Linked DNA regions of Homo sapiens: region 2 is linked to region 1. The links are chromatin loops, found by intact Hi-C in ENCODE. Cell type or tissue: mucosa of descending colon. All regions are shown on one strand. Each heading gives the region's core, and the rest is flanking DNA. Links, peaks and the distances in the headings are about the cores only. Region 1 has its middle 110 kb from the start of GPAT3. Region 2 overlaps LOC102723338 (a long non-coding RNA gene).

What was found. Peaks named below come from ENCODE experiments on the same cell type or tissue, not always from the same donor. Only the 100,000 strongest peaks of a DNase experiment are listed, where the experiment ranks them.
Region 2: a loop joins it to region 1, with 8 times the contacts of the local background. A loop is called at or near these places in 15 of 110 quality-filtered maps.

Annotation. Positions count from the first base shown.
Region 1 is chr4:83,639,185-83,654,785 of GRCh38, reverse strand. No RefSeq gene overlaps it. Among named protein-coding and RNA genes, the nearest start is that of GPAT3, 110 kb to the right of the region's middle. RefSeq lists an enhancer at 14,590-14,639. In mucosa of descending colon, for the core only: a CTCF peak has its summit at 9,918 (motif pointing left); no DNase peak of the experiment used is centred there.
Region 2 is chr4:84,521,595-84,537,195 of GRCh38, reverse strand. LOC102723338 (a long non-coding RNA gene) reads left to right here. Exons shown (of 8, transcript XR_007058460.1): 6 at 1,187-1,281; 7 at 7,081-7,168; 8 at 8,931-10,376. Among named protein-coding and RNA genes, the nearest start is that of NKX6-1, 30 kb to the right of the region's middle. In mucosa of descending colon, for the core only: a CTCF peak has its summit at 7,822 (motif pointing right); no DNase peak of the experiment used is centred there.

The sequences.
Region 1 (15,601 bases), core at 8,741-11,240:
TGAGGCTCCCTAGCACCTTATGCAAATAGACTTCTGTCACGCCCCTTGAACCCCAGCTGTAAACACAGCTGACGTTCACATGGCTTGTCCAGGACACTTGATTTACTATTAACTGCTTAATGTTGTTTTCTGGGAGGAGGCAAGCATAAATATTTGCCTTCTTTTTTTTTTTTTTTTTTTTTTGAGACGGAGCCTCGCTCTGTCCCCCAGGCTGGAGTGCAGTGGCGCGATCTCGGCGCTCACTGCAAGCTCCGCCTCCAGGATTCACGCCATTCTCCTGCCTCAGCCTCCCAAGTAGCTGGGACTACAGGCGCCCGCCACCAGGCCCGGCTAATTTTTTGTATTTTTAGTAGAGACGGGGTTTCACTCTGTTAGCCAGGATGGTCTCGATCTCCTGACTTCGTGATCTGCCCGCCTCGGCTTCCCAAAGTGCTGGGATTACAGGTGTGAGCCACTGCCCCCAGCCAGTATTTGCCTTCTAACAGAGAAGAGTCAAACTCAGCCCAGTTAGAAGTTGTCATTTTAAAAAGACTGAACAAGGCGGGGCACGGTGGCTCAACGCCTGTAATCCCAGCACTTAGGGAGGCCACAGCGGGTGGATCACAAGGTCAGGAGTTCGAGACTAGCCTGGCCAACATAGTGAAACCCCGTCTCTACTAAAAATACAAAAATTAGATGGGCATGGCGGCACACGCCTGTAGTCCCAGCTACGTGGGAAGCTGAGGCAGGAGAATCGCTTCAACACGGGAGGCGGAGGTTATGGTGAGCCGGAATCGTGCCACTGCACTCCAGCCTGGGCGACAGAGTGAGATTCCATCTCAAAAAATAAATGAATAAATAATAAAAATAAAAAGACTGAACGATTGCTAGTTTTCTTTGAAACCAAAAGAATTGTCTTAGAAAGCAGAATTCATCCCTATGAGGGTGAACTCAGGACATTTACTGTCTGACTGGTGTATAATTTCCAGCTTCTTAATAAGGAGGACATGACATAAATTTGCTTTGCAGCCCAGGGCAGGTACTTCCAATGTGTCTTTCTTCTCCTTGAGCACAGACTTTGCCTTAGTGGTATCTGCTTCATGCTCTCATCACTACCAGAGCCCTTGAGGAGGATTAATCCCCAATACCAGGATGACTTTACCTAGTGGAGAAAAGTCAGTGGAACGGCTGCCGAAGAGGAGAGAGCAAAACAAATCGGGTGGTGTGGGTTTGTGAACAAGGGTGATTCTGTTTCAGCTGCTCCCATTGTCGGTCACTCTTTCACGTGTCCCGACGGCTATCCATGGCTCTCATCCCAAGTGCAGTGAGCAGGCCTCCCACTTTCCATCCCGGTTCTCAGCCCAGAAGAGCAGATGGCACAGGGTGCGCCTATGCCCACGAAGGAGAGGAAAAACTACATCCCAGGGGAAACCCAGGCCCCCCTCTCAGAAAAATAATAAGCCTGTTACTTCTGAAGAAATCCTGGATCAGCCTTTTTAAACATAGGTCAAATTTTAATCCTAAGAGATTTATCAAATGGATATTTTATGCCTTAAATCTATGCATCCACTAGAAAATGGCTCTTATAATTACAGTACATATCAATAAAAGAATGATTTTAGTTCAGGGGAAAAAATGATTGCATAAACTGACAAGAGAAAGAACTCACACATGTTAATCCATCACAGCAATTGAATGAAATGCCTATCCTATTGTTGATAATGATAATATGCATAGCTACTATGTATTGGACACCTGTACCAGGAATTATGCTAAATTGTTTTACATTATCTCATTTAATCCTGATGACTAAACTATAGTGAAGGAATTGTGCCCTGGATTACAGATAAGAAAATGGGATTTTAGAGGGAGGAAGTAAACTGCCCCAGATTACACAATAGAGAGTAGTGGGAAAAGGATTCCGATCAGGACTGCCTGGCTCTGCCCTTAACCTCTACTTACTGGCCATTGCCAGCTTTTCACACCTTTGTGACAAAAACCAGGATAGAGGTTCCGCACTGAGCCATTCTCTCTCCTTCTGTTAGTAACAACATCAGGGCCTGCCTGTCCTGAAACTAAACCAAGGGACTCCACGGTTTGGTTCCTGAGGCTTCCTGTCTAAAGGTATGCACAGGCTGGGCACGGTGGCTCACGCCTGTAATCCCAGCACTTTGGAAAGCCAAGGCAGACAGATCACCTGAGATCAGGAGTTCGAGCCGAGCCTGGCCAACATGGTGAAACCCCGTCTCTACTAAAAATATCAAAAAATTAGCCAAGCATGTCGGTGCACACCTATAGTCCCAGCTACTTGGGAGGCTGAGGCATGAGAATTGCTTGAACATGGAAGGCGGAGGTTGCAGTAAGCTGAGACTGCACCACTGCACAGCCTGGGTGACAGAGCAAGACTCCATCTCATAAATAAATAAATAAATAAATAAATAAATAAATAAATAAATAAATAAAAAAAATACATGCACTCTACCACCCTGGCTTCTCTTCACTGTGGTCAAACTCATAGTTCTCTTTCCTCGCATTCAAAGGTACTTGAACCTGGACCCATTCTCAGATGTTACAGACGTTGTTTCCTCAAGCTACTACACAGTCTTGGTACTGAAGACAAATATATTAGAGATGTCAACTTGTTTCCAGCTTCAAAGTTTTCAATAAAGCACAATAAAGCTTTCGATAAAGCCCAAGATTCATCTTGAATGCAGTGGACAAACTACTTCTGACTAAGGGCTTACTCACATATTTTTGTCTTCTTAGATACACAAGAAACACTGAGCTATTTGCATGGCATTACTGAGCTTTAGATATTTTTGTATTAATTTTTTTGAGACAGTCTCACTCTGTCATCAGGCACTCTGTCATGCCAGAACTAAACTGTGGCACGATCTTGGCTCACTGCAGACTCAAACTCCCAGACTCAAGTGATCCTCCCACCTTAGCCTCGAAGTAGGCGGGACCACAGGCATGGCCACCATGCCCAGCTAAAAGGGTATTTTATTTTTAATTCAAAATGAAATGCCAGAGAGCAGCTTACTCATTTGGAAGGGACCGTCCCTTCCTTTGATTCTCCCAGCCTATGTAAGGGCTCCAATAGCTCTTAGCTTGGGTCACCTTGACCTGCAGCTATCTGAGGACTTGATTCACCAGTTAGTCCAAGCAGAAAACTCTCTGAGAAGAGATTTCTTTTGCTGATCTTCCGTTCTTAGGGCCCTTTATGTCCTCAAAAAAACCGTTGTTGAGTTTAATTTTACCTTTAATTCACACCGAAACAAAGTCAAAAGAAAACCCATCTTATAGAGTGACCCACTCATCCTGGTTTGCCAGGGACTTTCCCAGGTTGGGCACTGAAAGTTTTATGTCCTGGGAGCATCCTCAGTTTGGGGCAAACCAGGAAACTGGTCCTCTCTGGCATATGTATACCAACTTAAAAGTCAGCCACCTACCCAGGAAAAAAACAAAAAATATCTTACATAAACATTTGGCCTTTTCCAAAAACCAAAATGGAACCTAATATGGCAGATTTGGAGACACTCCAAGCTACACAATGAACTTAAAAAGAAAACAAGATTTTACCCCTAAATATATTTCTTTTCTACGCTCTTTTAAAGAACTTTATAATTACATCACAACTATCAAAACATACAAGAGGAGGGGTCAGATGATGGCAGGGAGAGGCCAGATCCTCAGTGTGTGCTTCAGCTCTCAGAACTCCAAGTTAATGTGAACTAAATTGTACCTGTGTCATTTCAGCAGCATACTGTTGCACATGGTTTTTGGTTTTAAGTCAATGTTTCTTAAGGGCCAAAGGGTTAAGGAGAGGTCGCAGGCACAATTGGAGAACCTAAAAACCAGATATCATTCTTGAGAGACTATAATAGCCTGGTGATCAGTTCAAGAAAATCACAGTCATTCAAGATGATGTCTTACATGCACTGGCTTCTCTGTAAAATGAATTTACCTTTTCATTATTATTTACTGAGTGAGCCAGTATTTCATTTGTATGGATTTTATCCAGCAACTGGGGGGGAAGAAAACACAGAAAATCTAATAAAAAAATGAAGCTGCTGTACAATATTTGGAGTCTGTATCCTGCCTTTGTAGGTCATGTTTCTGTTTTTATGATGTTCATTTTAGAAAATGAAAAATATGTATACATACAGAGATATGCATTTTATGTATTTCAATTGACAGCAGATTTGACCTGACAAGTGTGGAGACATACTTATGAGGAATGACAGCAACCAAATAGTGGCAAAAATAAAACCACAACCTCACAAGCAGGTTGGCCTCATAGGTTTATCATTTCAGTAATAATGTGGAATCTTTTCTGCCCGGCACAGACGTTTCAGCTCCACCATCTCGGGATGGGTGGTAGAATACAACACAGTTAGATTTGGCACTGGGTGCCATTCCCCATGGAGAAAGTTGAACTTCTAGAAAGCATGTTCATTAGCAAGTATCCTCCTCTTAAAAGGGACCTTCACTAAACCTTCAACCTTCCATTTCTCATCATCTGTTGTTAACTCCTGGGAGGCAGGAAGCTTCACAATCAAGCATATTGTTTATAGTATCACTGCATTGTGCTGCACGGTACCATCCAGGCCAGAGTTCACTCAAAAGCCTTTAGAAATTAAAATATCTTGTGCAATAATTTTCCAACTGGACCCTGGTATATGATCACATGACAGATAGCAGACCCTGAAGAAAATCAAAATATTTTACCCCCAAATATATACATATAGAGAGAGAGAGAGAGAGAGAGAAAATATATATATCATATATATTTCTCAAAAACATGTATGTCATATATATTCCTCAAAAATATATGTCATATATATTCCTCAAAAACATATATGTCATATATATTCCTCAAAAACATATATGTCATATATATTCCTCAAAAACATATATGTCATATATATTCCTCAAAAACATATATGTCATATATATTCCTCAAAAACATATATGTCATATATATTCCTCAAAAACATATATGTCATATATATTCCTCAAAAACATATATGTCATATATATTCCTCAAAAACATATATGTCATATATATTCCTCAAAAACATATATGTCATATATATTCCTCAAAAACATATATGTCATATATATTCCTCAAAAACATATATGTCATATATATTCCTCAAAAACATATATGTCATATATATTCCTCAAAAATATATGTCTTATATATTCCTCAAAAATATATATATCATATATATTCCTCAAAAATATATATATCATATATATTCCTCAAAAATATATATATCATATATATTTCTCAAAAATATATATATCATATACATTTCTCAAAAATATATATATCATATACATTTCTCAAAAATATATATATCATATATATTTCTCAAAAATATATATATCATATATATTTCTCAAAAATATATATATCATATATATTTCTCAAAAATATATATATCATATATTTCTCAAAAATATATATATCATATATATTTCTCAAAAATATATATCATATATATTTCTCAAAAATATATATTATATATTTCTCAAAAATATATTTATTATATATATTTCTCAAAAATATATATAATACATATTTCTCAAAAATATATATAATATACATTTCTCAAAAAATATATATTATATATTTCTCAAAAATATATATATTATATATATTTCTCAAAAATATATATATTATGTATATTTCTCAAAAATATATATATTATGTATATTTCTCAAAAATATATATATTATATATATTTCTCAAAAATATATATATTATATATTTCTCAAAAATATATATATTATATATATTTCTCAAAAATATATATATAGAGAGAGAGACAGAGTCTCACTCTGTCATCCAGGCTGGAGTGCAATAGCATGATCTCAGCTCACTACAACCGCTGCCTCCCGGGTTCAAGCAATTCTCCTGCCTCAGTGATCCCAAGTAGCTGGGATCACAGATGCGTGCCACCGCGCCCGGCTAATTTTTTGTATTTTTAGTAGAGAAGGGATTTCACCATGTTGGCAGGCTGGTCTTGAACTCCTGACCTCAAGTGATCTGCCCATCTCGGCCTCCCAAAGTTCTGGGATTACAGGCGTGAGACACCGCGCCCAGCCCCGAAACATATTTATTGACATATTTTGAAATACCCCTGCAAAGCCATCTTTTGTAGGAGAAGTTTGCATCTGTAGAGAATCTCCATCAATGCAGCCAGACCTTCCTTTTCCAGGCCTTCTAGGCTCAGCTGACTTCAAGTCTTTAGACAAAGCTGAAGTTTTTCAACCACGTGTCAATCGGAAAAGTCTTTGAATCCACCTGTGGCCTGTAAGCACCACCCCCTATTCAAGATTTCCCACCTTTTTGGGCCAAACCAATACGTACCTCCCATGTATTGATTTTATGTCTTTGCCCGTAACTCCTGGTCTCCCTAAAATGTATAAAACCAAACTGTAACTCAACCACCTCAGGCACACTTTCTCAGGACCTCTTGATACAGTTCCCCAGGCCACGGTCACTCATATTGGCTCAGAATATACCTCTTTAAGTGTTTTACAGAGTCTTTCATGAACAGGAATATTCATTCCCATTCTATCTCTGATTGTTAATACTTGACCACATTTTGTTTCCCCAACTCTTCGGCTGTTTTGACAGTGGTAGAAAGATCACCTGTCAAGCATTGCTTACAGTATCCAAATACAGGAAGTGGCATTCCCTTTTCATCAGTGAAGCATCTGGGTGTCTCTACCCAGATCCAGAGCCATAGGAGCAGCTCCAAACCTTCTGGGTCCCCCAGGAGAGAGTCCACAGTCACTCATCCAGTGCTCAGAGCCTGCCAGAGTAGAGGTATCAGCTGGGTCATCCATCACCAGGATAGGAGGTGCAACAGGCGTCAGCTTGTTTCTACACGGGCTATTACAACATCTCTAGGCCCCATATCCATTGCAGATTGCCCCTAATTTGAGAACTCAAGGTAAATCTTAAATCTTTGCTTGAGCTGAAAACCAAAATTCAAGCTAAAATTAACAGTAAAACCTGCAGTAATTCTGAATAATGATGGTCTCTGTAACAATACAGCACCAGAAATTAAATACTAAAAACCTATTTGAAACAACAGCTCTGTGGCCCACTTTGATGGACACAAAATAACGCTTTTGTTGTTTGTATGAAGTAACATTAAAGAGGAAAAGGGGAATACAAAATGGCATTGTTAGGACAATGTAATCGATTGGTTATCATGATGCAGAATATTTATATGTACATTAGTAAAGATAGAAGATTATTTTGAGTAATAAAGTGGTTTAATAATTATTTTTGGTAAATCTGTTTACATTTGGAAAGAAATTTGAATGGAAGAGAGAGATGTGCAGAAAGAGTTAATATAACTTTAAATGGAACTGGTTTTAAACAAGTGACTCTGTGCTGCTGTCCCACAAAATGCTCCCTTAGAAACCTCTGGCATCCCTCAGGGTCAAACGTGCATAACTTAGTGACCATTTCATCCTCTGAATCCGTAGGTGCCACCCTAGTCACACATTACACTATCACCTTTAACTTTGTCATTCTTCACTCTGCCTAGACCAGAGCAGACTTTTAGAGAATCAAAAGTACAGCCCCACTGGAAATGAGTAAAACCCTACCCCCCAAATAAATGTTTGGTCAGATGGTGTTATCCATCAGAGCTGAAGGGACATGAGGCTAGTGAAGAGAAGATTCTGGGCTTTATGTTAATGCTGACCTTCTCTGGAGCAACGTGGTCTCTTTAGCTTCCACACATGTCTAATCACTAGGGAGTTGTCTAGCTACACGAATTTTTCACATTTGTCAGCTAAATCAGCGCTCCAAATGCACAATGCAGCACTTAGAAACATTATGTGAATTTATTAAATTCTCTGGAGGACTTTGGGTCCATAAAGCAGTAAATTGATTACAGAGAACTGAGGCCATAATATTTTCATCAGCAGCAAAAGCTGCTGTGCTCCCATATTGTGCATGGCATATGAAGAGAAGCTGTTCCTCACTTCACTTGAGCTGGCAGGCTGAGAATCACACAGGAAACAAGGGGAAGGCTCTGGAATGCATCAAAATGATGCGTCATTTAATCAGTTTCTTTCAGAACGCCAGCTTTCAGGTACGCCTCTTATAAGAAAACTAAGGAAAAATATAAATAGCCTCTTCCTGCTTTGGATTTGCCTATGAATGCTTTCAGAATTAGCCCTCATGATCATAGCTGTTCATTGACTTTACCATGAAAGAGCGTATTGACATTATTATCAAAATAAGGGGCATTAGTAGCAGGTCAGGAGGAAACGATGGGTCTGTGTTGATGACATGGCTTGGATACTAAACATGCTTACATGTGGTTTGATGATCACATAACTGATGACCAATATCCCCTCCAAAGAAGGAAGGGAGAATCCTAACACTTTCTAGGATGCCCACCATGCCAGGAATTATTATAGGTGCTTTTCCATAGATTATCCTATTTCAAACTTTGCAACAATCTTAAGAGCTAGGAATGATAATTCCTGTTTTTAAGGGAGAAAGCCAAGGCTTAGTAAATTGCCCAAAATCACACGGCTGAAAAATTAGGTTGGAATCCAGACCAGGACTGTGTGTTTCCAAAGACACCCTTGTTCTTTGACCCCATTTCAAAATCTTTGATGTTCGTGTCTTCTAAAAGATTTCACTCCCCAGAAAGTAATTGGATAGCTTTCTGCTGCTGCATGGGAAAACTTTTGTCGTCTCAAATGTTTCTGGAGGGAGAGGAAGGGGTAAATCTCGGGGCAGTCGTGTTAGTGTCCTGGCACTAGAGCTGTCATTTTAGAACCTGCGAGAAGACTAGAATATTCTAGGCTAGTCCTAGAATATTATTTTGGCCATTTCACTGTGTCTTTGAGCCTTCTTCGGGCATCCTGGAAAAGGGAGTGATTATGACATTTAGGTATGATGAATGATAATCCTTTTTAAATCTATTAACTGGATTTTGATAAACATCTAAAATGACCGTAGTTCTTCCCTCTGCATTGAAAGGAGTGATGCAAGAGGAATAACCAGTGTGTTGGCAATTCTTACTTCTTGGTTGCCTCCAGACTAAACAAGGTCTTCGTATAGAGGAGCAGAGACCTTGCTACAGGAAGACCATGGAGGCAGGGAACAACCACTCCTCTCCTTGCACCACAGCTCTTGGACTGAGTTCTTTGGCTGTGATGGAAAAGAAGCAGTGTCTCTATAAGGCCTAAAAACCCCTGGCTAAAGGCTAATCTCAAAGGGAGGGCTCTGTCTTACTAAAATTTGTGGATTCCCAGTGCTTGGCAGACTGCCTGGTACACAGTAGACCCCCAGTAAGTGTTTATTAGATTCAATTGAAATATTAAGACAGCTCAGCAGTTTGTCAAGTTATAAATGCAGGAGTATGAGAATTACTTTGTGAGCTGTTTTTAAATATAGTAATTTGTGAGCATAATTGTATTTCATATGTGGTAATTCACAAAGTTAAGCCCAGCACTTCCCAGTTCATCTTAAAGCTATCTATTCAAGCAACTCTTGACTCTATAACAAAAACTATCCACTATCCATTATATCTGAATTTTTCTCAGCATATGTGCCCATCCAGAATAGTATTTCAAAACTGGAATTATCCAGGCCACACTGGAGCATATAATCAACTTGGAATTAGCCATTTTTTTCTTTTTTATTATTTCTTCCCCATATTGGCTGCAGTTGTATGAATTACAGATTTTATCTCCCTCAGACTTTTTTGCTTATGGAGTGGGGTGACTGATTTTGGTGCTTTCTCTTTTATTGCCTGTCTGACGTTAAAAATCCTATCAACCGTTCGGAAACTAATCTAATTCATTTCGAGAATAATGTTGTGAACTCTATTTACAGAATCCAAAGCCATAAAGCTTCTAATGCTACGTGAAACAGCACCCCCTACTGGCAATGTTGTCACATTACATCATCATATCCTCAGCACTGAAATCCATCTCTCTCCTGTTGAGAAACTTTGACAAGTAACTTCACAAACAGAACCTATTTAAAATACTTCAAATAGAACAAATCTCTTACTCTGTTTTACCTTCATGGAAACTATTCCTTGATAACAATTTTTGCTAAGAAAGGAAAATATGTGATCTCCCTTTTTCTAGGACCATAAAGTTGTAAAAGGCAAGTTTATTTCAAACTTAACATCAGGTGGGTCCAAACCATGCACTTCATGTCTCTGTGTTTCAGCAGTACAATTCTTTGTATAGCAAATGTACTTTCTTACAAAACACCAAAACTAGCTTTAAAAATAATTGCATATGATTTTTTCACTGTGACCATTTATTCATTCCCGACCACAGCATTCATTCAACAAGTAATTTTTTTTTTTTTTTGAGATGGAGTCTCACTCTGTTGCCCAGGCTGGAGTGCAGTGGTGTGATCTCAGCTCACTGCAACCTCTGCCTCCTGGCTTCAAGCGATTATCTTGCCTCAGCCTCCCAAGTAGATGGGATTACAGACACGTGCCACCACGCCCGACTAAAATATATATATATATATTTTGTATTTTTTGTGGAGACAGGGTTTCACCATGTTGGCCAGGCTGATCTTGAACTCCTGACCTCAAGTGATTTGCCTGCCTCTGCCTCCCAAATTGCTGGGGTTAGAGGCGTGAGCCTCTGCACCCGGCTACATTTAACAAATATTTACTGATCATCTAGGCTTGAGAATACCACAGTGAATAGCATGCATCTGGTCCCTGCCCACATAGAGCTTACAGCTGAGGTGACAGAATAAACCCATCCAATGCTGGATTTGACTAAGGAAACATCTGTGGAATCACAGAGCAAGGGTACTAGCATAGCCAACGGGAATTCAGAGAACCTTATCGCTGGCACTGTGAGTGCCCCAACCATTCCCCAGGACACACTGAAAGTTACTTGGCGCTTCAGTAGATTGTTCTCATCTTATTCTTGGTTTCCCGCATCAAACACCTGCATTTCTCTGGCCGAGGACTTCTGCTAGCGACAAAATGGGCAAGCTAAAAGTACCAGGGAATTAAGCAACCCTCAGCCAGTGAGGGACAGGAGTTGGTGGATAGACACCCTAGCTCCCTTGCCCTTCAATAGATAATTCTGAAGTGTATTCCACTCAGGCTCTTAGAAAGTCCCTGGCCAGGCACAGTGGCTCACACCTGTAATCCCAGCACTTTGGGAGGCCGAGGCGGGCGGATCATGAGGTCAGGAGTTTGAGACCAGTCTGGCCAACACAGTGAACCCTGTCTCTACTAAAAATACAAAAATTAGCAGGGTGTGGTGGTGTGTGCCTGTAATCCCAGCTACTCAAGAGGATGAGACAGGAGAATCACGTGAACCAGGAGGCAGAGGTTGCAGTGAGCTGAGATTGCGCCACTGCACTCCAGCCCAGGTGACAGTGCGAGATTCAGGACAGAAAGGAAGAAGAAAAGAAAAGAAAAGAAAAGAAAAGAGAGAGAAGGAAGGAAGGAAGGAAGGAAGGAAGGAAGGAAGGAAGGAAGGAAGGAAAGGGAAGGAAAGGAAGGAAAGGAAGGAAAGGAAAGGAAGGAAGTCCCCAGTAGAATGTGCACAATTCATTGTTAACAGGACTGCTGGGATTTCAACAGGCTTGGTAAATGACATTCATCTTTCTCACAAATGTTGTGAGGCAATTAAGAAATCCGACCAAAGAATAAGGCAGCTAGGAGAATAGATATCACATTGTTAATATTGAAAAATGAGGCTACGTCTCTAGGCAAGTAGATCACATTGCACTCAAGAATTAAACTGCTGGTCTTTTTAAATTTTTATTTATTTTTTTGAGACCTGGTTATAAGACTGGCTAATTTTTGTATTTTTCGTAGAGATGGAGTTTCACCATGTTGCCGAGGCTGGTCTCAAAATCCTGAGCTCAAGCAATCCATCTCCCTCAGCTTCCCAAAGTGCTTAGATTACAGGCGTGGGCCACCGCACCCAGCCACTGCTTATCTTTTGAATCCCAAGCACCACTGGACTGGGCAAGCCTCTGAAAAACAGGGCCTGCCTGGTGCATTTATGACAAGGATGATCAGAGTGGAATGCAAGCTTCCAGAAGACAGGCTCCTCCCAAGAGAAAAAGGGAAGAGGCTGAGCCATTTGGTCAGTTATTCCTTCCACATTCACCAGTCAGATAAGTGACGTATCTTCCAGAAAGGAGCAAGGAAGGGGCATAAAAACACCAAGGAAGGGACCTAGAGAAGACACTATGTCTGAGCCTAAGAGGAACACACATCATCCAGAAATCCTAGACTAGTGGAGCTCCCTCCACAAGAATAAAACCTCAACAGTGGGAAAAAGGGTCCCCACCACCACACACTCCATCCCATGTCAAAACTTTAAGAGAGTTTTGCTAGTCCAGTGATTCCCTCATACCACCATTCAACATAGTAAATAAAAACAACATCTTTTGTAATTTCCATACTGTCAACACTCTTTCTGAGTGACACTGGTCCCCAATTAAGACAGCAGTAATCAATTATATGAACAAACAATAATCAATTATATGAACAATAATCAAGTCTCTATAGCATTAATAAATGGATTTTAGCCATGTAGTGCCTACTTTTAAAAGGCACTTAAGAAAGGCTTCACTTTTTTCTAATTATTCTTTCAACATGTATATAGCCCTTACTATATGCTAATACGGTGACATATTTATTTAACACTCACAATGACCTTACAAGTTGAGTACTAGTACAAGTTGAGTACCACTACTTAAATGAGAAAACTAAGAAAGCTAAGACTCTTGCTGAAGGTCACAGAGCTAATAAGAGTGAAGCCAGGAGTAAACATTGGTGACTTTTCTTTTTTTTTTTGAGACAGAGTTTCGCTCTTATTGCCCAGGCTAAAGTGCAATGGCGCAATCTCGACTTACCACAACCTCCGCCTCCCAGGTTCAAGCGATTCTCCTGCCTCAGCCTCCCGAGTAGCTGAGATTACAGGCGCACCACCACCATGCCCAGCTAATTTTGTATTTTCAGTAGAGACGAGGTTTCTCCATGTTGGTCAGGCTGGTCTCAAACTCCCGACCTCAGGTGATCTGCTCGCCTCAGCCTCCCAAAGTGCTGGGATTACAGGTGTGAACCGCTGTGCCCGGCCCACCTTGGTGACACTTATGTCAAAACTCATGCTCTGAAGTACTGTCCAATCCTTCCCTCTAATCATTAAGCTAGATGTTTGTCTTAGGAGGTCATTCAATGTGTTTTAAATTAGAAATGCCAGTAGGACAACCAGTTAGTGAATAAAGCAAATGGACTCAAATATTCTGCTTCATGAGTAATTGGCCCTCAAATGCACAAACCAAAATTTGCTAGAACAAAAGTCCACATAAACTAGGAAAAGGAAGAAAACGGTTCCATCATTTTTGACAAACTGTTGCCAAGTATCTTCCAACTTAAAATTGGTCCTAATAATAACTCTAACTCTTTGAGGTTCTATTTATCCCTGTTCTCTGTATCAGTGAGATTCTCTTATTTCTATGGTTTCAATTTTCATAAATACCACCTGTAAAATACATACAATTCTGTAAAAATGGTACAAATAGAACATACATGCAATTAATACTGCAATTACAGCCCCTTACTGCTTAGTTATTTGCTCATGTCTTTAAGTTCAGAGAAATGAGGGATGTACTCCTAGCACCTAAAATGATACCTGACAAATATTAGGGGCTCATATAAACACTTACTCAAAATACTGATTTAAATGAATAAATAGCTTTCAAGTGTTTAACTCAATAAAATAAGACACTTACAGGATTTGTCTCTTTTGGAAATCTTAAAAGGTATGTTAAGTGAATCCAAAATAGATTAAATAACTGGCTTTGTGGTCAAGTTTTTTTCTTAATGGAAATAGATTATTGGACCTGGAGTAGACACTACCTCTGAACCTAAGAGGAACACACATCATCCAGAAATCCTAGACGTGGTGTTGAACACATCAATTCAATGTGTCTTTAATTCCTCTTGGGAAGAAGATGAGTTTGTACTGTGTCTACTCAGGAAAGTTACAGCATTTAGGCACTTTGGGAATTGCATGCATGGGGAGAAGGGTATGGATGTGTTCTGGTATCTCAGTAGCAGAATGCGATAGGTTGCGGTTGCTCTTTTTAGTTTGCTCATTTGCCCAGCAAGCCTTCCCACTCCCTTCCTAAGGTAACATATTCTGTCTCTTCTTCTCCACCCCCCAACCACTGAGGATGATCACCCAACTCAAGCTGGCTGTTCATGGTGTCTCATTCCCCAGAATACATGATTGGTACAAGGCTTGGCATGAGACCCAATCAGGCCAGGGTCCTTCCTTGAGATTCTTCTGCTTGTAGCTAGCTGAGTCATAATGTGGAAAATTATTCAAAATCTGGATTTCTGATAACAACCTTCCTTGAAGCAAGATGGAATAAAACCAAAGGCCCTGGTTCCTACAGCAATTCCTTCTTCTGTGAGAAAACCCCTTCTTGCCGAAGCCAGTTTGAAATAGGTTTCTGTCACCTGATGCTGAAAAAGACCTGACTAATATACTAGGTCTTTGCCATAGTAGGATAATGTAACCTCCCTTTGTGACATTGGTTCTATGGAGAAATGTATTCAAGTCTCAACAGCCCGAAAGCCGTCATGAACTTTGTAAGCAGTCTCCAGCAAGTTGAGGATGAGTTGAATTCAATGCATTCATAATGCTGACCACAAGATGGCGCCTAAGACATTCTTTCAAAGGCCACTCATGCCCTACGTAAAGAATCCTAGATTCTATTAGGTTGCAAAATCCTTCCATTCTAGATTATTCCATAAGCACTCTGGTAGTTACAATGTAGCCTTCAGAGTATCATGCACATAATGGTCTTCAGTGAATGGTCAAATCACCAAAACACTGAACAAATATGAAAAGATGATGTCTGGTCTTTTCTTACAGGATAACAAATCAACCAGCAACATGTTCAGGAAATTTAGTCAAATAAAAATGCTCTATGACAGCTGAGATCAGCAAACCCCTATTATGTATTCATTAAATTAACCTGATTATCTTCCCTGTCTTCAAGGGCAAACAGAACTTAACACTATTTTTAAGTTTTTTCCCTACTGACAACTTAAGGTCACAAGTTCATGTCCCTGTCTCTCAACCAGGTTTAATGTCCATCAACTGGCCCAAGAAGTCTCCTCAAAGCTTGCCTTCAGTTTCCAGATACAACCTACAACACATAAAGTAAAAACCAAAATACGTTACATCTTACAGATTCTTTGAATTACGTTTTAAGGTGAGCTCATGAAAATGGAAGGAAAAGGCCTCTCGGGTAAAGTACAAGGCTCCTACTACCATAATAAGTTTTGTGAACTTTCTTTACGAAGAAAAGTTTTTCCCTCTTGTCTCTCCTTTGGTAGTAAAACACCATCACATGTTACATTCTATTCAAAGCCAGCAATTTTCCTTTTGAGCACTTGGCACACATTTTGTAATTATATGTTTCTACTTAATTGCTTTTTTTTCTCTCCTCCACAGTTATCTATCTCCATGAGGGAGGAACTATATTTTGTACTACTATGTACTTAGCACCAACAACAAAAACCAGCACTCAATAAATATTTATGTAGGC
Region 2 (15,601 bases), core at 6,586-9,085, 880 kb before region 1:
TAGTCAGTAGCCCAGCAGTGACCTTGAATTGATAGTGGCAACAATCTGAATGGCTGTGTATCTCTTACAGGAGGACTCAATGGTAGGAGGGTCCTGTAGATTAGATAAAAAGCCACAAACATCTCAGTAACCTCAAGGTAAACAATTATGATCACATAAGTTGTTTAGAGAATTTGACCCTTAAAATACCTAGGATCTTCAAAAATAGATTATGTTCCTTGCATTTTGTTTGAAATATCAGAAATATGTTTAATATATTCATAAAGTTGGTCTGAAAATTTATTTCAGTGTTGAAGGGTCTACATATCTTTTTTGTTTGTGTTTTAGAAAATTCACTTCTGTGAATTATCCTATTTCTCAGTAATGACATATGAGATGATAGTATATAGTAGTCATAAAAATCATGCAAACAGCAACATGACATACTATTATTATAGTAATAAAAATATTAGAAAGCACAATATGACACTCCTTAGGGAGTTTTCATTTCAGATGCTTTCTTAACTATTTATTTTATTAAACTTTTTTTCAAGAAGAGGTCTCACCCTGTCACCCTATCTGGAGTGCAGTGGTGCAATCTTGGCTCACTGCAACCTCCACCTCCCAGGCTCAAGAGAGTCTCCCACCTAAGCTTCCTGAGTAGCTAGAACCACAGGCACACGCCACCATGCCTGAATAATTTTTTTGTATTTTTGGTAGAGATGGGATTTCACCATTTTGCCCAGGCTGGTCTCGAACTCCTGAGCTCAAGCAATCTGCCCACCTCGGACTCCCAGAGTGCTGGGATTACAGGCATGAGCCATCACACAGAGCCTAAACTTCTAATCTTGAAAAACTTCCAGACCTCAGAAAAATTACAAGAATATAACAATTAACATGTAAATACCTTTCACCGAGATTTTTCCACATTTGCCACATCTCTTTCTCTCTTTATATCATATATAGTTCTAGTATATTAATACACATAATGTTTTTCACCCTTTTGTTTGTTTGTTTTTAGAAACTGGGTCTCACTGTGTTGCCCAGGCTGGAGTGCATTTGAACACTCATAGCTCACTGCACCCTTGACCTTCTGGGCTTAAGCAATCCTCCCACCTCAGATTCCTGAGTAACTAGGACTACAGGTGTTTGTAATCACACCTGGCTAATATTTTTCTAATTTTTAAAATTTTAATCTTCTTTGTAGGTAGTTGGTCTCACTATGTTGTGCAGGCTGGCCTCAAACTCCTGGGCTCAAGGGATCTTCTCATCTCATCCTTCCAAAGGGCTGCGATTACAAGTGTGAGCCACTGCGCTGAGCTTGTTTTTTATTCTTCTTGTCACTTTTTTTCCCTCAACCAACTGAAAGAAGGTTACAGATATTATAACATTTTATCCCTAACTACTTCAGTGTCTGTCTCCTGAGAACAAGGACAATTTCTTATATAACCATGTTGCAATTATCAAATTCAGAAAATCGAATATGGATACAATACTATCTAATACAGTCCAAATTGAAATTTTGGCAATTGTTCTAGAAATGTCTTTTGCAAAAGCAATGTGTTTCTTTGTAATCCAAAATCCAAGCTACAATTACATACTCAATTTACTTTTTGTGCTTCTTTAGTTTTCTTTACAAGGGTTTCTCAGCTTTTCTTTGCTTTTCATGACTGTGACTTTTTGAAGCATGCAGCCTGTTGTTTTGTAGAAGACATTTTATTTTTTAACTTTTATTTTAGGTTTTGGGGTACATGTGAAGCTTTAGGTAAACTCATGTCGTGTGGGTTTGTTGTACAGATTATTTTATCACCCGGGTATTAAGCCTAGTACCCAACAGTTATTTTGTCTTCTCCTCTCTCTCCTCCCACCCTCCACCTTCCACTCTCAGGTAGATCCCAGTGTTTGTTGTTCCCTTCTTTATGTTCATGAGTGCTCATCATTTAGCTCCCACTAATAAGTGAGAACATGCGGTATTTGGTTTTCTGTTCCTGCATTAGTTTGCTAAGGATAATGGACTCTAGCTCCATTCATCTTCCTGCAAAAGACATGATCTTATCTTTTTTTAATGGCTGCATAGTATTCCACAGTGTATATGGACCACATTTTCTTTATCCAGTCTGCCATTGATGGGCATTTAGGTTGATTTCATGTCTTTGTTATTGTGAATAGTGCTGCAATGAACATACATGTGCATGTATCTTTATGGTAGAATGATTTATAGTCCTCTGGATATATGCCCAGTAATGGGATTGCTGGGTTGAATGGTAGTTCTGCTTTTAGCTCTTTGAGGAATCACCATACTGCTTTTCACAATGATTGAACTAATTTACACTCCCACCAACAGTGAATAAGTGTTTCCTTTTATCCACAAGCAACCTCACCAGCACCTGTTACTTTTTGACTTTTTTTTTTTTTTTTTTTGAGACGGAGTCTTACTCTGTCGCCCAGCCAGGAGTGCAGTGGCACGATCTCGGCTCACTGCAACCCCCGCCTCCCAGGTTCAAGCGATTCTCCTGCCTCAGTCTCCCAAGTAGCTGGGATTACAGGCACCACCACCACCTTTGGCTATTTTTTTTTTTTTTTTAGTAGAGACAGGGTTTCACCATCTTGGCCAGTCTAGTCTTGAACTCCTAACCTGGTGATCCACCTGCCTTGGCCTCCCAAAGTGATGGGATTACAGGCATGAGCCACTGCGCCTGGCCTTGACTTTTAATTAATAGCCATTCTGACTAATGATATGGTATCTCAGTGTGGTTTTGATTTGCATTTCTCTAATGATCAGTGATACTGGTCTGTTTTTCATATGTTTGTGGGCTGAATGTATGTCTTCTTTCGAAAAGTGTCTGTTCACGTCCCTTGCCCCCTTTTAAATGGGATTTCTTGTTTCTCTTTTTGTAAATTTGTTTAAGTTCCCTGTAGATGTTGGGTATCAGACCTTTGTCAGATGCATATTTTGCAAAAATTTTCTTCCATTCTATAGGTTGTCTGTTTACTCTGTTGACAGTTTCTTTTGCTGTGCAGAAGCTCTTTAGTTTAATTAGATCTCATTTGCCAATTTTTGCTTTTGTTGTCGTTGCTTTTGGCATCTTTGTCGTGAAATCTTTGCCCGTTCCTGTGTCCAGAGTGGTATTCCCTTCCAGGATCTTCCAGGGTTTTTATAGTTTTAGGTTTTACATTTAAGTCTTTAATCCATCTTGAGTTGATTTTTACATATGGCATAAAGAAGGGGCCCAACTTCAATACTCTGCGTAAGGCTAGCCAGTTATCCCAGCACCATTTATTTAAAAGGGAGTCTTTTCCTCATTGCTTGTTTTTGTCAGCTTTTTTGAAAATCAGATGGTCATAGGTGGACCTTATTTCTGGACACTATTTTGTTTCATGGGACTATGTGTCTATTTCTGTACCAGTACCATGCTGTTTTGGTTACTGTAGCCCTGTGATATAGTTTGAAATCAGGTAACATGATGCCTCCAGCTTTGCTCTCTTTGCTTAGGATTGCGCTGGCTACTCAGGTTCTTTTTTGAATCCATATGAACTTTAAAATAGTTTTTTCTAGTTCTGTGAAAAATGTCATTTGTAGTTGAATAGGAATAGCATTGAATCTATAAATTACTTTGAGCAGTTTGGCCATTTTAATAATATTGATTCTTCCTATCCATGAGCATGGGATTTTTTCCATTTGTTTGTGTCTTCTCTGATTTCTTTGAGCAGTGTTTTGAGATTCTCGTTGTAGCAATCTTTCACTTGCCTGGTTAGCTGTATTCCTAGGTATTTTATTCTTTTTGTGGCAATTGTGAATGGGATTGCCTTTCTGATTTGGCTCTCAGCTTGGCTGTTGTTGGTATATAGGAATGCTAGTGATTTTTGTATTTTGATTTTGTATCCTGAAACTTTGCTGAAGTTGTTTATCAGCTTAAGGAGCTATTTGGCCAAGACTATGGGGTTTTCTAGATATAGAATCATGTCATCTGCAAACAGGGATAGTTTGACTTCCTCTCTTTCTATTTGGGTGCCTTTTATTTCATTCTCTTGCCTGATGCTCCAGCTAGGACTTCCAATGCTATGTTGAATAGAGGTGGTGAGAGAGGACATCTTTGTTTTGTGCTGGTTTTCAAGAGGAATGCTTCCAGCTCTTGCCCATTCAGTATGATGTTGAAAAGACATTTTATAGGTTTTTAAATTGGGAAGAGCATCAGTACAGGGTCAAAAAGCTGGGATTCTAATTGGTGAACCACCACAAATTAGCTGGCGGTCATTTGCCTTCTCCAAATCAGTTTTCTTATCTTTAAAATAGAAATGTTGTCTGTCCTGACTGTCTCAGAGTTCTTTGGAAGATAAAATGATAAAACAGGTAAGAAATTACTTTAAAACTGCAAAGCAATTTAGAAAATGAAAGGCTTTACTTTAAGTTGTGAGTCGATGCTATAGATTTTAAAATGTTATCAGTTGTAAGTGTTGTTCATTCCGATAGAATACCATTCTGTTTTCCCTTCTTTCTCTTCCTCCTTCCTCTTCTTTCTGTCTTTCTCTACACACACAAACCCTTACCTCTAGTATTCCTAGAACGCAACGTAACAACATATTGCCAAAAGCTAAGTAGCAGGAGGAAAAATTAACATGTGGAATGTTTCAATATTTTTAGCCATATCATTAGAGTCATATTACCTAGTGCTTAATTGGTGACTCTGTTCTCAGGAGTGGTGAATGTAAGATATAAAATTATAATGCTGCAAGGGACCTTTAAAAATTTCTGAGGCCCAGTGCAGTGGCTCTCGTCTGTAATCCCAGCACTTCAGGAGGCCAAAGCGGGAGGATCACTTGAGCCCAAGAGTTCGAGACCAGGCTGGGCAACACAGGGAGACCCTGTCTCTATAAAAAATAAATTAGCTGAGTTTTGTTGCATGCAGCTGTAGTCCCTGCTACTTGGGAGGCTGAGGTGGGAGTATCAGTTGAGTCCAGAAGGTCAAGGCTGCAGTGAGCTGTGATCATGCCACTGCACTCTAGTCTGGGTGGCAGAGTGAGACAGGGTCTCTCTGCATCCTACACCCAGACTCACTCTGCACCCAGACTAGAGTGCAGTGGCATGATCACAACAACAACAATAAAACAACAACAACAAAAAGAAAAATTCTAGATCAGAGTGTTCACCTCCAGAGGTAATGAGTTGCCCAAGCCACACAGCTAATCTGCAGAATCAGGATGAGACATGCAGACTCTGTCTCCTGGTCCAGTGCCCTTTACCTCACCCTCATTTCCTGAGTTTATCCTGCCCCAGGGAGCCAGTCAATTCATTAAAAGAATGTAGTCTGTGGGGATAAATCTGGTGAGGATCAGTTTGGTCATCTAACCCTAGAGGCATTTGAAAGAAAGGGTGAATGAACAGGTCATGCGGAGTGAGAGGGTTGAGAGCAGGTGGCTGCTTCCAGGCCCCTCTCCTGCCACTCACCTAGGAGGCTGTACCAGGAGGCGGGTGGAGCTGCTCTGCCATGGGAGGAATTTCTACTTTATTTACATAGAAAACTTTATTTGGAAACAATTTTAAACTTGCATAAAAATTGAAAAAATAAAAATAGTACAGAAAACATTCAAATGTTCTTTACCCAAATTCATCTATTAGCAGTATGCCCCATGAATTTTATCATTTGCATGCTCGCTCTCTCTCTCTCTTAAATTGTGGTAAAATACGGTTACCATCTGAACTACTTTTAAGGGTACTGTTCAGTAGTATGAAGTACATTCACATTGTTGTGCCACCATTGTCTATCCACAGAACTCTTTGCATCTTGCAAAATTGAAACTCCATAGCCTTAAACCATACACACACACAAACACACACACACACATCTTTTTCGAACCATTGATAGTTAATTACCTGATGATTTCCCCCTAGATACTTCAGTGTATATTTTCTATTTTATTTTATTTTATATTTTTTCAGACAAGGTCTTGCTCTGTTGCCCAGCCTGGAGTGCAGTGGTATGACCATAGCTCACTGCAGCCTCAAACTCCTGGGCTTATGTGATCCTCCAGCCTCAGCTTTGCCTAAGCTGATCTTAAACTCCTGGCCTCAAGTGATCCTCCCACCTTGGCCTCATGAAGTGCTGGGATTACAGGGGTGAGTCACCACTCCTGGCCTTCAGTGTATATTTTATAGGAATAGAGATATTATCTTACTTAACCCCAGCACAGTGATCAAGTTCAGTGAATTTACAATGATGTAGTAGTTTTGTATAATCTACTGTTCATATTTCAGTTTTGTCAGTTGACCTAACAGCTCTTTCTAGCATTTTTACCCCTCCAGTGTGTAATTAAGCCTGGAAACAAATAATGCATTTAGTTGTCACGTTTGTTTAGCTCCTTTAATCTGGATTATTTCCATAGCTTTTCTTTGTCTTATGATTTTGACAGTTTTCAAGATTATACTTCCCCCTTTAACTAAGCAGAATATTCATCACTTGGGTTTTTCTGCTGTTTTCTTGTGGTTGCAGTCAGATTACACATTCTTGATAAGAACAGTACATGTGTGACATGCTCATCTCAAGGCTTCACATCTGCAGGCACGTGATGCCCATCTGTTTCTTGTTAGTGATGTTACATGAGGCCACCAGATCAAAGGGTTGTCTTATTTCTCCACTGTATAATTACTATTTTATTTTTCCCCCTTCCAACTAAGAAGTGATAGGTGGGAAGATATCTTAAGATCATGCAAATATCTGATTCCTCATCAGAATTTCTCTCTAGATTTGGAATCTATTAATGTTTCTTGCCTTATCCAATCTCACTATGATTGCAAAATGATTATTTTTAAATCCCTGCATTCCCTCCACATTTACCAGTCTGCCCTCAGGAAGAGCCCTCCCTGTCAGCAAGAGCCCTCCCTTCTTCTTATGTCTCTCTCTCTCTCACCTATCTATCTAATGTTAGTATGAACTTATGAGTTCTTAATTTTTCAATGATTTATAATTAATCATGCTAGTGCTCAAATTGTCATAGGTTTGGCCAGGAGAAGTCTCTTCAATCTGGGCACCTGTGTCTTTGTGACTCGCTCCTTTTTTTTTTTTTTTTTTTTTTTTTGAGTACTTTCTCACTTTCTGACTTAAGCTGTTTTAGGCACATCTTGTATCCCTCTTGCCTCAACTCTGGAATTGGTTACCACTACTTCTGAACTGGGTGGCAGCTACAGACAGAGGTGAGTATGCAGAAAAGAGGAATTGCAACACCAGGGCAGGAAGACTTTGGGCCTTTCTGTGATATAAGCAGAGTGGATAAATAATGCAATAATCTGGCAAACAGATTTGCTATTATAAAAAAAACAGATTTGGGACCTAAGTAATTTTGTGGCTTCATCAACAGAATAGAATAGTGGCTTGGAGTGTGAACTCTGGAGTCAGACAACCTGGATTCAAATTTCAGCTCTGTCACTTGCTAGCTGTATGTCCTTAGGCCAGACTTAGTTTCTTTATCTGTAACATGAAATTAGTAATGGTATTAATATCCTAAAGTAATACAAGGATCACATTAAACAACCCATATAAGTGCTTAGCAAAATATATGGCACATATTAACTGCTAATGAATCACAGTTATTATTATCAATTGTATTTGCCGAATTCTATGTTCTTTTTCATTTTTCCCATTTTACGTTAAATGAAAAACAACACCATTCTTTTCTAGTTGAAAACCATTCTGCTGATAGGGTTAATTTTTGTGAGTATATCTGGGGCTGAAATGACCATTTGGTGACATAACTTTTGTTTACAGCCATGATAGAAAATTTCTAGGTAACAAAACCAAGTATTGGAATTAATAACCCTAAAAGGTGTTCAGGAAACAATAGTGAGAATGCTCACTAGGGGGAGCTATTATAACAAATTATGTGGTGCTCCTTTTCAATATACTGCCTTTTTGCAAACTTCATAGTTTATTCATAATCTACCTTTGCTGTGAAGTGAAAATTGGTAAGTATTATGGTGTACTTTCATGCATACTATAAATATGAAAGCTGACTGTTTGAAAAGATAAAGATTAATATAATCTGGTGAGAACAAATGCTTACTAAATTTTGAAAACTGCACTAAAGTCTCATTTTGTCTTGGCCAAAAGGATTGTATAAAAATTGTAAGAGCCAACTTAATCAGTAGGGGTATATAGTGAATAAAGTCTATTAAACACATTAAATAGTGAAAGAAGAACCAGCCATTTAAAATAGTTGACAACATTTTCTGAAGCGACTGTAGAAAGTGAAATAAAGAGAAATGAAATGTAAAAGCACAGTTGACCTTTGAATAACACAGGTTTAAATTGTGTGGGTTCACTTATACAAAGATTTTTTTCAACCAAGTGCAGACTCAAGATACAGTAATTGCTGGATGTGAAACCTGCACACATGGAGGGCTGACTTTTTCCGCAAATTCCGCTGGGCCCATTTTGCGACTTGAGTGTGCTAGGATTTTGGTATATGCAGGGGTCCTAGAAACAATCCCCCATGTATATGGAGGGATGACTGCCGTTCTCCCAAATCTTGCTCCACCAGAAGGACAGGAGCTTTAACAGAAAAGCAGTAGCTTTGAATCAGATGTAATCTAGCAATTTGGGTATGACATAACAGCAGGGGAAAGCATCTAGTCTGGTCGTAGGATAGTCTGGGTTCGGGAACCTCCCTTCTTGCTGCATGATGCCAGGCAAGTCGTTCAGCCTCTCTTGGCTCACCTCTGTTAGGAGGGGTTTGGAGTGCAAAGCCTCTTTTTAGTTCTGACACTCTGTGATGCTGATGGTAAAAAGCAGTAAATTGGTTTAAGGTAGCTATTTGCTTAACTTTTAGGTGTTCCTTGTTTGCTTCAGCCAAAGTTTTCCTAGCACCCAGAATCAGAGTTATAATTTATGTATGCAAAAATTTCTAACAAGCATGTAATTGATTTTTTTTTTTTTGGTTTGGTTCTTTTTTTTTTTTAGGTGGTAAGGGAGTAATTGCTTAGGATTGGACTGAGCTGAAGAATGTTTAGCCTGGCGGTACTAGTGCAACTGGAAGAACAGATGAACCATAGTTTGCAACACAAAGCCAAGTCAACCAACAGAAGAAATATATATTTTAAGAAGATTTTATATTTTCAACTGAAAACGTTCATGTCAGTTGTGAATGTATTTGTAATTGGCAGCCCCAAATCATCTCCCTTTTTATTTTTGAGAAAGTGTAGTGTGCTTTAGTATTTGGAACATTCATTTAAACCTATTAAATTATATTTTAAAATGCACTGTTCCCATTTCAATCAAAATTGGTTTTATACTATATATTGTAACACTAAAGTGCTTCTGGTAATTTGCTTGTAAAACCAAAACTCTTTTAAATTTATCCACTTGTCCCTTTCAGAAATGACGTGTTTGTGCATAGGACTTGTTAGTATTCTGATTCAAACAAAACTACAGTACATGTAAAAACATATTTATAGAACATAAATAAGAAAATGTGAACCCTGAAGAATATTTGATGGAACTAATGGACTATTCTAATTTTTATGTGTGAAAATGATAATGTGATTTTTTAAAAGAGTCCTTCTTTTTTAGACATGCACACTGAAATAATTATAGATGAAATTATGCAATGTCTGTGATTTGTTTCAAAATAGTCTGGTGCTTAGGGAGAGAGAAGTGGGTGGGGAGAGAGATGAAATAAGCTTAGTTATGAGTTGGTAATTGTTGAAGCTGGGTCCTATATATATATGGGGGTAAGGTCATATTCTATTCTACTTTTGCATAGATTTGAAATTTTTCATAATAAAAAGTTAAAAACAAATCACACACCAAAAAAACTCCCAAACCCAACTGTCATTATTTAATAACTTTGAACTTGGTATGGACCTAAGAAGGCATCTTTTACAAGGGAAATGTGCAGTTCCAAGTCTTTTTCTTGATGATTGGGTCTGAATGTGTTAATCAATGCTGCCCTGTCATAGCCCCGACATAGGGAAAATGCTGAAATGTGATTTTTAAATCATAAAAATGTGCCCATAGTAATAGCTCCATCTTTTGCACAATATTTAAATCAATTCATTGATTTCCAGTTGCCTGATATTCTTATTTCAGTAACAAAATAAACGATACATAGTTCAGTAAAGTTGAATCCATTTGGGTTCATTTGTGCTCGAAGTCTGAAGCCAAGTAAGATCTGCTTCTTAGCTGCATGTCAGGGGATAAGGCATCAGTCTCTTTGTAAGGCTTGGTTTCCTTTTTTTTCTTTTATCGTACAGTTTCTAACCACGTTCATGAATAGATAAATTAAGGACAAAATACATCTATATCCCTCCTTGGCTCTTTGTTTATTTGCATATACAGAATTACTAATATAGTCCATGTCTGTAAATGTCTTAAAAATGTCTCCATTAAAAAAATCCAGAAAAATGATACTTTTTGACTTCACATTCCCCTTTTCCCTCTTTATTTTTCTGTTTTTTTTTTTTTTTTTTTTAACGGCAAAACTCCTCAAAAGGGTTGTCTATACTGGCTGTCTCCAGTTCCTTTCCTCATATTGTTTCTTGAATTCTTTCCCATATTCTTTCTTTGACTTCATGAGGGCTTTTGCCACCACCACCACCACCCTGTTCTTGTCAAGGTTGTTAATGATGTTCTTTTTGCAAAATCTGAGTGTCAATTCATCCATCTGACATGACCGACCCGCAGCATTTGACATGGCTGATCACCCCATGCTTTCTGATACACTTTTTCACTTTACTCTCAGATAATGGTATTCTCCTGGTTTTTCTTCTCCTTCACTGGAAACTCTTTCTAGTGTTTTTTGCTGATTCTTCCTTATATTCTTGATTTAAGGCTCAGGTTCCAGTCTTTGAAATCCTTCTTTTCCCTATCTATGCTTAGTATCTTGCTAATACCATTTAATCTCAACCCAGCTCTAAATATTATACAAAAGCAGATGTTCTCAAATTTATACCCAGCCCAGACCCCTTCCTGTGAATTTCAGGCTCTTATATGAAACGACCCCCGTGGCCTTTTGGATGTCAAAAAGGCATCTCAAAATTAACATGTCTAAAATTGAATTATTAGTCTTTCTAACCACCCCAAACCCTGTTGGCCTCCCTGCAGTCCACCTCATCTAAGTGAATGGCTGCTGCACAATTCCTGTTGTTCAGGCCAAATCCTTAAAGTCATCCTCCCTCCTTTTTATAACCCACATTCGACCTTTGCACAAATCCTGTTGTTTTTACCATAAAAATATATCTAGACTCTATCTCTCACTGTCTCCATTGTGATCACCCTGCTTTCTCTACTGTATTGTTTCAAAAGCCTCCCAGTTGGTCTTTCTATCTTTCTTTTCTTTCTTTCTTTCTTTTTTTTTTTCTGAGACAGAGTTTTGCTCTTGTCGCCCAGGCTGGAATGCAATGGTGTGATCTTAGCCCACTGCAACCTCTGCCTCCCAGGTTCAAGTGAGTCTCTTGCCTCAGCCTCCTGAAGTAGCCAGGATTACAGTCATCCGCCACCATGCCCAGCTAATCTTTTTTCTGTATGTTTAGTTAAGACGGGGTTTCACCATGTTGGCCAGACTAGTCTTGAATTCCTGATCTCAGGTGATCCACCCGCCTCGGCCTCCCAAAGTGCTGGGATTACAGGCGTGAGCCACCATGCCCAGCCTGGTCTTTCTTTGTCTTTGCGGCTCAGCAGTCTATTCTCCATACAACAGCCAAAGTGGTTCTTTTTTTTTTTTTTTTTTAAATTATTATACTTTAAGTTTTAGGGTACACGTGCACAACGTGCAGGTTTGTTACATATGTATACATGTGCCATGTTGGTGTGCTGCACCCATTAACTCGTCATTTAGCATTAGGTATATCTCCTAATGCTATCCCTCCACCCTCCCCCCAACCCACAACAGTCCCCAGAGTGTGATGTTCCCCTTCCTGTGTCCATGTGTTCTCATTGTTCAATTCCCATCTATGAGTGAGAACATGCGGTGTTTGGTTTTTTGTCCTTGCGATAGTTTGCTGAGAATGATGGTTTCCAGCTTCATCCATGTCCCTAGAAAGGACATGAACTCATCATTTTTTATGGCTGCATAGTATTCCATGGTGTATATGTGCCACATTTTCTTAATCCAGTCTATCATTGATGGATGTTTGGGTTGGTTCCAAGTCTTTGCTATTGTGAATAGTGCCACAATAAACATACGTGTGCATGTGTCTTTATAGCAGCATGATTTATAATCCTTTGGGTATATATGCAGTAATGGGATGGCTGGGTCAAATGGTATTTCTAGTTCTAGATCCCTGAAGAATTGCCACACCGACTTCCAAAATGGTTGAACTAGTTTACAGTCCCACCAACAGTGTAAAAGTGTTCCTATTTCTCCACATCCTCTCCAGCACCTGTTGTTTCCTGACTTTTTAATGATCGCCATTCCAACTGGTGTGAGATGGTATCTCATTGAGGTTCTGATTTGCATTTCTCTGATGGCCAGTGATGATGAGCATTTTTTCACATGTTTTTTGGCTGCATAAATGTCTTCTTTTGAGAAGTGTCTGTTTATATCCTTTGCCCACTTTTTGATGGGGTTGTTTGTTTTTTTCTTGTAAACTTGTTTGAGTTCATTGTAGATTCTGGATATTAGCCCTTTGTCAGATGAGTAGATTGCAAAAATTTTCTCCCATTCTGTAGGTTGCCTGTTCACTCTGATGGTGGTTTCTTTTGCTGTGCAGAAGCTCTTTAGTTTAATTAGATCCCATTTGTCAATTTTGGCTTTTGTTGCCATTGCTTTTGGTGTTTTAGACATGAAGTCCTTGCCCATGCCTATGTCCTGAATGGTATTGCGTAGGTTTTCTTCTAGGATTTTTATGGTTTTAGGTCTGACATGTAAGTCTTTAATCCATCTTGAATTAATTTTTGTATAAGGTGTAAGGAAGGGATCCAGTTTCAGCTTTCCACATATGGCTAGCCAGTTTTCCCAGCACCATTTATTAAACAAGGAATCCTTTCCCCATTGCTTGTTTTTGTCAGGTTTGTCAAAGATCAGATCGTTGTAGATACGCGGCATTATTTCTGAGGGCTCTGTTCTGTTCCATTGATCTATATCTCTATTTTGGTATCAGTACCATGCTGTTTTGGTTACTGTAGGCTTGTAGTATAGTTTGAAGTCAGGTAGCATGATGCCTCCAGCTTTGTTCTTTTGGCTTAGGATTGACTTGGCGATGCGGGCTCTTTTTTGGTTCCATATGAACTTTAAAGTAGTTTTTTTCCAATTCTGTGAAGAAAGTCATTGGTAGCTTGATGGGGATGGCATTGAATCTATAAATTACCTTGGGCAGTATGGCCATTTTCACGATATTGATTCTTCCTACCCATGAGCATGGAATGTTCTTCCATTTGTTTGTATCCTCTTTTATTTCCTTGAGCAGTGGTTTGTAGTTCTCCTTGAAGAGGTCCTTCACATCCCTTGTAAGTTGGATTCCTAGGTATTTTATTCTCTTTGAAGCAATTGTGAATGGGAGTTCACTCATGATTTGGCTCTCTGTTTGTCTGCTATTGGTGTATAAGAATGCTTGTGATTTTTGCACATTGATTTTGTATCCTGAGACTTTGCTGAAGTTGCCTATCAGCTTAAGGAGATTTTGGCCTGAGACGATCGGGTTTTCTAGATATACAATCATGTCATCTGCAAACAGGGACAATTTGACTTCCTCTTTTCCTAATTGAATGCCCTTTATTTCCTTCTCCTGCCTGATTGCCCTGGCCAGAACTTCCAACACTATGTTGAGTAGGAGTGGTGAGAGAGGGCATCCCTGTCTTGTGCCAGTTTTCAAAGGGAATGCTTCCAGTTTTTGCCCATTCAGTATGATATTGGCTGTGGGTTTCTTTTAACACTTAACTCACATAACTCAGTCCTCTGCTCAAAACCTCCCCCTAGTGAGATGGGAAGTCCCTGACTCCTGCCCACCACCTCTCCATACTGTCCCTTCCTACTCATTTCCTACCTCTCTGCCCCTCCTTACCCTCCCCAGGTACCCTGGCTTCTTTGCTAGCCTGTGAACACACCAGAGCCCAGGACCTTTGCACTTGGTGTCTTCTCTGCCTTGAGCCATCTTCTCCACAATAATTGCATGAGGCCCTCACTTGAATGACATTGTAATAGTAAACTCTTGCCTTCACTACATCATTTAAAATCGCACCCTTCACGCCGTCACCAATATCCAGCACCCCGTATCTCCTTCCTGCTTCTTTCCCTATAGTCATCTCACCTTTTGACATAGTATTTATCATCTCACTCCCTATTCCCCTACCCATTAAAATACAAGCTCTGTGTAGGCAGGGATTTTTGTTTGTATTCTATTTTATTTTATTTTTTTTACTGTATCTCCACTGCCTAGTTCACAGCCTGACACTTAGTGGATATGTAAATCTTTATTGAATGAGTAATTGATTGCACAACTTAGTCACTGAACATTTCAAATTCTTCTTGTATAAATATCATATTGCTAAGTAGTAATAAATAAAACATAAAACAGAGAAACATATAGAATTTTTATATGTAGAAGGGGCTTGGTAGTAACAGTTTGGTTGGAAGAGGAGTAAGAAACCCCACATTAAGTCTTCATTTTTATAGCAAGAACTATGATTTTACTTTGGTTGTATCTGGGCTAAATTGAGGGTGGAAATGATGAAAATGGGAGAGAGAAATAAAGTCACCTTACCAAGTTCCTCCTTGGCTCTGTTATTTCTACAAAACAATTGAGTTTATCAAAAAGCCTTTTCATATACATTATTGTTATTTCTTGAGCCTCATAACAATCTTCATGGGTAGGCATTACTATTCACAGGTGACAGATGGGAATCTGGAGTTGGGAGAGGTTAAGGAGCTGTCCCAGGCTGCGTAGCTACTTGGTTCCACAGACAATAAGAAAGGCATTTGCAATAGAGGACATCTATGTTCTTAGATGTGAGAATGCATTACTAAAATACCAAGATAAATGTGAAAGTACCTGTCAGATTCTTTGTACAGAATGGTATTCAATAAAAAGCCAGGTGTCTTAAACCAACCTTCTTCTGATCTTTATGAGCACAACACATTGCATATACCATAAGCTTTCATTTAGGGAAACATTCCCTTAGCAGAGCTCCAGCCATGGTCTAATTGCACATTTAATGCTCTACCTTTGCTTCCAAAAAAGCTGGAAGAAGGCAGGGCATTAGGTGTGGCCTCCTCTGGGTTCCTACACCTACTGCCTTGTGGACAGATGGGAGGTCACGCAAACTCCTCCTTGCTCTTTCTCATTCCCTTACTATCCTTTGTGGACAGAGCTGCTCTATTTTATACCTCTGCTGCCTTAATCAAATGGTAGGGTTTCCTTTTTTTTCAGCTGGTAGACTTGCCTCTTGGCAGCCCAGTATGACCCTTGTAGAAATAAGTCATGATCATTATAAGGGCCAATATAGGCTGAGGGATGAGTAAGATCTGCAGTAAGTGGAATATGAATTTAACGAGCTCATATTCATCTCTCTCTCTCTGAAGGAATTGCTACTCTAGCATAGCAGCTCTCAAATATTTTGGTCTCAGGATATCTTTTCATTCTTAACAATTATTGAGGACCCCAAAAAACTTTTGTTATGTGAGTTATAACTATCAG